Regions from separate parts of the Homo sapiens genome. Here region 1 is linked to region 2. The links are chromatin contacts, found by Hi-C or POLR2A ChIA-PET in ENCODE. All regions are on one chromosome and are shown on one strand. The core of a region is the stretch at or near the end of the contact, and the rest is flanking DNA. Distances in the headings are between cores, read along the strand shown.

Region 1 (4,714 bases), core at 361-2,860, 120 kb after region 2:
TCATCTGTAAAATGGGATTAACCCTAAAAGCCACCCTCACAGGGTCATTGTGAGGATTGCACAAGGTGATGCAAGTGGCACAGGGTCTGGCCCAGGAGAGGGGGCTGGAAGAGAGCGAGCTGCCATTGTATTTTGGTTGCTGTGGATCTAAGGAGAAGAGATGTTTAGGAGTCTTTCCCTGGCATGGTTCCTCCTGCCTTCACCCATCACTCTTTTCCTCGAGGGATTCCCTGTGGGGTGCACAGCCCCAGGGTGGGCCAGACTGAGCTCACAGGAGCATGGGCTGTGTTTCAGGTGAGGTGGCCTCACCACATGACAAACTGAGCTGGAGTCAAAGGGTCACGAGGACCTCCATTCACAGCCAGCATTTATTATTTCAGCTGGAAATGTTTGCCGAGCAGTTGTAGCTGGAAGCTGTGAGCGAGACACAGACTGCCATCAGGCTGAGGCCTCCAGAGCTCATGCTGGGCTTTAACCTGAGCCTCTTGGGGGCTGGGCTCTGAGCTCCTCCACTTCTGCTCATGCCCAGGCGTCCTTGGGGGCCTTGAACTGTCAGTTGTCCAGGAGAACTGTGTGGCAGCAACAGAATGAGTTTGTATAGCAACCTGTTGCTTTGAGGTTTAAAACTTAGTTTAGAACGCAATTGCTTTGACCATTTTGGAGTGTCTATACTTTTTTTCTTCTTCTTTAAGTTTTCTTTTTTCTTTTTTTCTTTTTTTTTTTTTTGAGACAGAGTTTTGCTCTTGTTGCCCAGTGGCAACAAGAGTGCAATGGCGAAATCTCGGCTCACCACAACCTCTACCTCCTGGGTTCAAGCTATTCTCCTGCCTCGGCCTTCTGAGTAGCTGGGATTACAGGCGCCCGCCACCATGCCTGACCAATTTTTGTATTTTTAGTAGAGACGGGTTTCACCGTGTTCACCAGGCTGGTCTCGAACTCCTGACCTCAGGTGATTCATCTGCCTTGGCCTCCCAAAATGCTGGGATTACAGGCATAAGCCATCAAGCCCTGCTTTTTTGTTTCCCTTCTTCGACCTTTCTAACAAGAGGTTGGAATCCTCGTTTTGACTTTTAAAGGATTTCCCAGTGCTAGAAAGTGGTAAGATAGTTACTGTATCCTAGGCCCTTTAGCAGACCTGTCTCATTGATCATTTATTTAGTCCAGTGTGGCTTTGTTGTTGGATATTAAGTAATTCTCAAAATTTTACCTTTTCAAAAGTGGCATTGAAAATAAAGGCATTGGGTGATGAAAATGGAACTTTTAAATACAGTGATTCCTGTTAACCAGAAATAGGGTGTTTGGGATAATTTATGAAGCAGTACACCATCATAGATACTATGAGCTGAAAGTTCACCAAACTCTCTATCCCAAAATAACAATAAGGTATTTATGAAGTGATTCGTTCCAACTATTTGAGGCAAAAATTGTCCAGCAAGTGAGAGAGAACAGAAGGAATAGTTGGCAAAATAGGGAATTTGAAGTCTGAGGTTATGCATAAGGAATGTGTTATGGGCCTATAGTAGAAATCTCAAATCAGGGATTAGGGAATGTTTACTCAGTTCTGTTGCAGAGAAATCCTGGCCACGACTCCCCCATGCCATGCCCAGGGCAGGCATTGCTAATCTTCACTGCCTCCATTCTCCATGCCCTGTTCACGGAAGACATTTCTAATGCATTTTAGCAGTCTTTTTTTTTTTTGCTGAATCCAGATGTGGCCTCAGAATCCTTCTCAACACAGTGTACTAGCACCACTTGGTGCTCCTGATCTACTGTATCATCTCTTGAAAAACTACTAACATGAAAAGACCTGCCAAGTCAACTTTATATTAACTGAACCCTTGACACAGTGATGGATAAAAATTAATTCAAACAGCTTCTTTGTGATCTTTGAGTAGTTCATGAGCAAGAAAGAGAATTGGAAATCCAGCCAACTTCGGCCCCCTTGTCTACTTGTATTTTACTGTGGTTTATGTTTTCTCTTACCAATTGAGATAGGCCCATGAGACTTCTGGTCTTCCAAAGCCCAGAACATCCCCACATTATAGTTTAACCACTGTAACAAAGAGGTTTTTTTTGTTTGTTTTTTTGTTTTTTTTTTGTTTTTTTTTTGGGACAGAATCTCGCTCTGTCGCCCAGGCTGGAGTGCAGTGGCATGATCTTGGCTCACTGCAAGCTCCGCCTCCCAGGTTCACGCCATTCTCCTGCCTCAGCCTCCTGAGTAGCTGGGGTTACAGGCGCCCACCATCACGCCCGGCTAATTTTTTGCATTTTTTAATAGAGACGGGGTGTCTGGATCTCTGACCTCGTGATCCGCCCACCTCCGCCTCCCAAAGTGCTGGGATTACAGGCGTGAGCCACCACGCCTGGCCAGAGGTTTTCTTAAAAACAATAACAACAAAAACAGTTGTGGAAAGCATGTAGAGTGTGGGTTTTTTCGGTCTTCAGGTTGGCAGGGCATCTGATACTGGGACCCAGGTTCCTTCCCTCACCTTGCTGTGCCTCTCCTAGTGCAGGCCAAAGCCAGGTGACTGCGCTGTCTGGGCTCCTGGCTGGCAATCGGGGAAAGAGTGCATGGAGCAGGCATGCCCACTGTTCAGGTCCTGAAGCCGTGGCTCATTTCATATCATTTGTTGCTTATTTGAAAGACAGGCACAGCACTGACTTCCAGGGGAGGCTGACTGACCATCTAGGTGGAAGTTGCATGCCTGGGAGGGAGAAGGGGACAAAGGCCACAGATAGGCATCAGTTATCAGGGCCTTAAGTCTGCCTTGTTGGCATGCAGCCTTTTATTGGATCAAGGCCCTGGAGAAAAGCCCTGAGCAGGAGGAGATAAGCCAGCTTGGTCCCCTTCATCCTACCCAGGGGCCTCTGGGGTACCTGAGCCAAAGTGCACAGTTCATTGGCTGTGTGGATGGAAGGGATATGGGACTTGAAAATGGGACACTGGTCCTGGGCAGCTGACCGACATGGTCCTCCTTAACCTGCTGTCTGGGGAGATGGGTTGCATCTGGCTAGGTTTTGACTGAGGAACTGAGGAGAGCTGTCAGCTGTCCCCGCTTTGGTTCAGAATGCCCTTTTGTTTGGACAGCTGAAGCCTACAATTCAGCCATGGTTTGTTTGGGCTCAGAAAACAGGCAAGGATGGAGAGAAACTGCAAAGCTGACCTGGGCTGTCAGTGGGCACCAGGTCCTGCTGGCCTGGGGTCTGGATGCAGGAGATCTGAGCTCTTCAATGTGGGGTGGTCTTGCAGCAGCTCTTCACAGGCTGCTGCTGCTGCTGCTGTAGGCTCACCCAAGCAGCCAAGACGGACAGGATCTATTCTAGTTTTGTGCAGAGTTGGATATAGAAGAGGCATTAGAGGGAGAGGGGATGGGGAAGGAGTTCCAGGCCAGGTGAGCATGGGGCACAGTAAACTGGGATGTTAAGGAGGGGCCAGTTTGTGACCAGCCTGGGCAACATGGCGGAACCCTGTCTCTATAAAAAATTAAATTAGCCAGGTGGGTGGCATGTGCCTGTAGTCCTAGCTACCCAGGAGGCTGAGGTGGAAGGATCGCTTGAGCCCAGGAGGCGGATGTTGCAGTGAGCAGAGATTGTACCATTGTATTCTAGCCTGGATGACCGAGACCCTGTCTTTAAAAAAAAAAAAAAAGGAGGGGCCAGACCCCTGACCCATATGTGCTGCTCTTTTCTTTCAGGGAGGTCTGATAAAATATCAGTAGTTCAATTCTTTTTTTTTTTTTTTTTTTTTTTCTGAGATGGAGTCTTGCTCTGTTGCCCAGGCTGGAGTGCAATGGAGTGATTTCGGCTCACTGAGACCTCCGTCTCCCAGGTTCAAGTGATTCTTGTGCCTCAGCCTCCCAAGTAGCTGGGATTACAAGGTGCCCACCGCCATGCCTGGCTGATTTTTGTATTTTTAGTAGCGACAGGGTTTCACCATATTGTCCAGGCTGGTCTCGAACTCGTGACCTCAGGAGGTCCTCCTGCCTCAGCCTCCCAAAGTGCTGGGATTATAGGCGTGAGCCACCATGCCCGGCCCATAGTTCAGTTCTTTAGGTGGTTCTTGGTGCTGCATATGAGATCTCTGCAAGAAGGACACGTCTGAGCCGGGTGGTTTAGAAGACCAGCATGGCCCAAGACCCTCAGAGCAACACCAAGAACCACCTAAAATTCTTTCTCAGACGTGTCCTTCTTGCAGAGATCTCACGTGCCCCAGGTTCGCTGCAGCGTTAGGGGTCAGCCTCCCTTTGGAGCAGGAGAGCAGGGGCCTTGGAGGTGGCAGTCATGGCCCTCCTAATTAATTGCTTGGCTCAGAGAAGTGACAAATTGAACATTTCAACCACCTGTTAATTCACAAGGTACTTCTTTTCATTTCTTGCTGCTTGCACAAAACACTTGGAGTATGGCTTGTGGATGTCTGGCCCTAGGGAAGAGTGTTTGGCACATAGCAGGTACTTAAGTATTAGGAAAATGAGGATGGAGGGGAGGGAGGGAACATTATTAAGCGGCCAACTGTGAGACAGGCATTGTGCTTGACTCTTTCTTTCTTTTTTTTTTTTTTTTTGAGACAGAGTCTCTTTCTGTCACCCAGGCTGGAGTGCAGTGGTGTGATCTCGGATCACTGCAACCGCGCCTCCTGGGTTCAAGTGATTTTCGTGCCTCAGCCTCCCAAGTAGCTGGGATTACAGGCGCCTGCCATTATGCCCTGCTAATTTTA
Region 2 (4,366 bases), core at 349-2,848:
GAAAGGTGCCAGCCACGTGGGCTGGGGGTGGGGAAAGTGACTAATCATGAAATCCTAATTTATAATGTGTTGCTATCCTTAGTTGAGCATTAATTTGGCTCTCAGAAATAGGAGAAGGTGTGGGTGACTGGTCTGAGGAGAGTTTCTGGGCAATTAGAACAAAAACAGAAGCATGCTCTTGCACACAAAGTGGACTTTCTCTAGGGTGGTGGTATTCTCTGGAGAGCTGAACTCAGGGAGTCTTTATTATGTATACTTCTGTGTGTCTAAACTTTATACGGTGCTGGGTGCCGTGGCTCACGCCTGTAATCCCCACTTTGGGAGGCTGAGGCAGGAGGATCAGTTGAGCTCAGGAGTTTAAGATCTGCCTGGACAACACAGGCCTCGTCTCTACAAAAAAAAAATTTTTTTTAATTAACTGGGCATGGTGATGTGCACCTGTGGCCCCAGCTACTCAGGAGGCTGAGGCGAGAGGATTGCTTGAGCTGGGGAAGTTGAGATTTCAGTGACCTGTGATCAGGCCACTACACTCCAGCCTGGGCAACAGAGGGAGACCTTGTCTCAAAAATAAAATAATAATAATAATTAGAAAAACTTTACACAATGAACATATATCCCTTTTAGACCACATTTCCTGAGTCTAAGATGCCATTGATTGAAAGACAATTATTTTCTGTACTCCCCTGAAAGCAAACTGCTACAATGTGTCATCTATTAGACACATCTGCATTTTTGAGATGTTGAAATGTGAAAAAAATGTGCGTCTTCGAATTGACAGAATGAAGTAACTTTTTAAATTAAAAGATATTTTCAGCTGAGCATAGTGGCTCACGCCTGTAATCCCAGCACTTTGGGAGGCTGAGGCGGGTGGATCACCTGAGGTCAGGAATTCGAGACCAGCCTGGCCAACATGGTGAAACTTCGTCTCTACTAAAAATACAAAAATTAGCTGGTTGTGGTGGTGGGCACCTGTAATCCCAGCTACTCAGGAGGCTGAGGCAGGAGAATCGCTTGAACCTGGAGGTGGAGATTGTATTGTGGTGAACAGAGTGAGACAGAGGAAAAAAAAAAAAGATATTTTCCACTTTTGGAAAAAAATTATTTAAATTGCTTTTGCATTCCACTCTCCTGCTCAGAATGATTTCCTCAAAAAAGCCAAGGGAGTCACATTTGAAGATGAGGAAATTTTTTTTTAATGTTTATGTGCCAGTTTCTTGCTAGACCCTGTGCTTTCTCATCCCTGACCCCATGGAGGCCTCATGAGAATGATAAGCCCAAATAAAATTACCACTTATGGAAAAGGAGTAATTTTGCAAGGAAGGAAACTGAAGGTCAGATTGGTGTTCCTGATCATGCAGTTCAGTAAGTGAAGGAGAGGAGGTTCAAACTCAGCTGCTGAGCCCCCGCTCCCCTCTTCTCACCACATGCCTCAGTTCTAAAGCTGTCCTGAGAAAGGAGCCAGGTTGGAACCTAAGCCTCCTCCCAGAAGCCTGGGGAATCAAAGGGCAAAAGGGCTGAGGCCCGGGCTCTGAGGCCCACCCTGCGAATCCCGCTCTGTCTGGTGCAAAGGAAACTGACTTCCTCCATGCACACACTGCTCTGCCAATCTGAGTGACTCAGCCTCAAGATGACCTCACTGTCCTCAGTGGGCTGTTTGGCCGCCTGCTTCATGTCACTGAGCCTCAGCACCCAGCATGTCAGATATGGATTTACGAGTATTTTCTCTGCTCCACTCCTCGAATGTGGCTAGGTTTGAAAAGGTCACACTTCCCCTTGCCCTCCACCTCTCAGCTTTCTGTTGCCAGGCTGCCTCTGCCCCTCCAGCTGCTAAAAACAGCCCAAGCTGCGAAAGCTCTTTGCTCCTGCCAAGCTCTGGTTGGACCACCATCCAGGGGGAGCTGGGGGCTCAGCCTGGATTTTCCCAGTGCCTAGGACAGATGCATGGCTGGTGGAGGACGTTGCTTGCCAGCAAATTGGCAGAGTAAACTGAAATAGTAGCTCTGGGTCTGCGCTACAGCAAAGTATAATTTTCAGAAGGGGTCTCATACAAGTATAGAGTGACCACATGTCAAAGATTGATTTAATTCATTAACAAGGAAACCAACAAAAGGACAAAGCTGGTTTAAGAGATGATTTGAAAAAGTGGCTCTTTTAGTTTGCTAGGGCTGCCATAAGAAATTACCGCCAACTAAGTGGCTTAGAACAGCAGAAATCCATTCTTCTGCAGTTCATGAGGACAGAAGTCCAAAATCAAGGTGTCGGAAAGGCTGGCTCCTCTGAGAGGCACTGGAGGGAATCTGTCCATGCCTCTCCCCCAGCTCCTGATGGTTGCGGGCAGTCCTCGGCATTCTTGGCCTGCAGCAGCATCACTCCAGTCTCCGCCTCTGTGGTCACATGGCCATCTTCCTTGTGTATCTGTAGGCTCCAACTCTCTCCTTATAAGGACACCAGTGATTGGATTTAGAGCCATCTTAATCTAGTATGACCTCATTTTAACTTGATTACATCTGCAAAGTCTCTATTTCCAAATAAAGTCACATTCTCAGGTACTGGGGAATTAGGACTTAAACATATCTTTTTGCTGGGGACACAACTCAACTTTTAACACCTACATTACCAAACTCATTTCTCATTACTCAGCACCACAGACCCCTGGCTTGATAGGGGCATTTGGGGTGCTGGAAAGAACAGAGCAACAGGCAACGTTGATGTCAGCTTTGATCTGTCCCCAGCATTCTGGGATTCAGTGTCAGCCAGTGAAGGCTCAGTGAAAGACAGGGCATCTCCACCTCCGAAGTCAGTACCATGTAGGGTATAAAGAGAGACCTTGGAATCAACTTCCAGGATTCAGTTCCCAATTCTGTCCGCCACTGTGTGTGACTCCTGACATTTCTTCACCTCTCTGGGCCTCAGTTACCTCATCTGTGAAATGGGGGTGATAATGGTACACAGCCTATCAGAGAGTGCTTAGAGCAGCATATGGGAAGCTCTGAATAAATGTTTCCTGCTGACGATGATGATGATTATCCGAATCACTCTCACCTGCAGACACAGCTTTGCCGCTTTTTTGGTGAGATAGGCTGTTCCTGATGGACACGCTGGAAAATTTCCAGTCCCCAGAAAACAGGGCAAGGGCAGTTCCTGATTAGGATAAAGGAAGCCTCTCTGATGGTCACATGCCCAGGTGACTTGTAGGCAGAGGCCAGCCCTGCTTCCTGTCCCCACTTCCCAACTTGCCCTGCTTTTGTGAATGAGCTCTTTCCTAGCTCCTCATCCTGGGTCTAGTTTGGAAGGTAATTTCTCAGTCACTTTTGAGTTGACGCAGGTGGCAGTTTCCTTTATGAACACTCATAACCCAGGGTAAGCTTGACAGGGCAGTTAGAGGCCCAGAAACAAAAGTTGGGAACAACAGCCTTTCCAGCTAGAACTAGAGCTGGCTTGGTGAGAAACAGAAGGCCTCCCTGAGGTTAGAGGCCTAAGCAGACACCAGGTCTGGCCTTCCACATCCCTGCTGGGTGGAGCAAGACTGTCAGCACTTAGGAAGTGCCTTGCACGTTGATCTTTGGGAAGCGAGGGGCTCCTGTCATCTGCGTCCAGACTTCTCCATTCTCAGGTGGACCGCACATGGCCTGGCCAGGCCAGGCCAGGCCCTGAGTGGTGACTGTTGCTGCTGCTGCAGCTGCTTTTGACATTATTGTCTGTAGAATAAAGGTAGAGGCTGGTGGGACCGCTGCAGCCATTCCCTGCCCAAGCCTGACCCTAAGTGCATCTGAGAGTGCTCTGCGTTGAACCAGGAGGGGTCAGGCCCGGACTCTCTAGGCCCCTTTTCAGACACACCCTCCCTGACTTTGAGTCTTCCCCTTTTCAGGCCTGGAAGAGAACAAGGCTTCTTTTTGTTTTTTGTTTTGTTTTGTTTTGTTTTGATGAAGTCTCCACGGGGTTTCACCGTGTTGGCCAGGCTGGTCTTGAACTCCTGGCCTCAAGTGATCCACCTGCCTCGGCCTCCCAAAGTGCTGGGATTACAGGCATGAGCCACCGTGCCCGGCCTGAAACATTGTTATATGGCACATAACTGTATATGTATGTTTTACTTATTTTTTTATCTTTATTTTTTTGAGACAGTCTTGCTCTGTCACCCAGGCTGGACCACAGCAGCACCATCTCCGCTCACTGCAACCTCCACCTCCAGGGCTCAGGCAATTATTCTGCCTCAGCCTCCTGAGTAGCTGGAATTACAGGCGCCCACCATCACGCTTGGCTAATTTTTGTATTTTTGTAGAGGTGGGGTTTCACCATGTTGTCCAGGCTGGTCTCAAACTCCTAACGTCAGGTGATCTGCTCACATTGGCCTCCCAAAGTGCTGGGA

The links. Hi-C counts contacts between places; a loop is a spot of excess contacts on that map. ChIA-PET counts read pairs that join two places held with the same protein, here RNA polymerase II (POLR2A). Pooled maps may share reads with other maps.
Region 1: a map of chondrocyte shows a loop between it and region 2 (1.9-fold over the local background). The contact joins two enhancer-like sites. A Hi-C loop is called at or near these places in 1 of 168 maps with a recorded cell type or tissue (chondrocyte) and 3 of 50 pooled maps. POLR2A ChIA-PET finds 5 or more read pairs at or near these places in 6 of 52 experiments (BJ, HCT116, HEK293T and 3 more).

The regions. Positions count from the first base shown.
Region 1 is chr3:58,065,506-58,070,219 of GRCh38, forward strand. All of the region lies in intron 1 of FLNB (filamin B), which reads left to right. Among named protein-coding and RNA genes, the nearest start is that of FLNB, 59 kb to the left of the region's middle. RefSeq lists an enhancer at 1-798. Within about 2 kb of position 1,611, at least 3 of the 41 ENCODE cell types and tissues checked have a DNase peak (open chromatin) inside an H3K27ac peak, as active enhancers do.
Region 2 is chr3:57,949,998-57,954,363 of GRCh38, forward strand. No RefSeq gene overlaps it. Among named protein-coding and RNA genes, the nearest start is that of FLNB, 56 kb to the right of the region's middle. Within about 2 kb of position 1,599, at least 31 of the 41 ENCODE cell types and tissues checked have a DNase peak (open chromatin) inside an H3K27ac peak, as active enhancers do.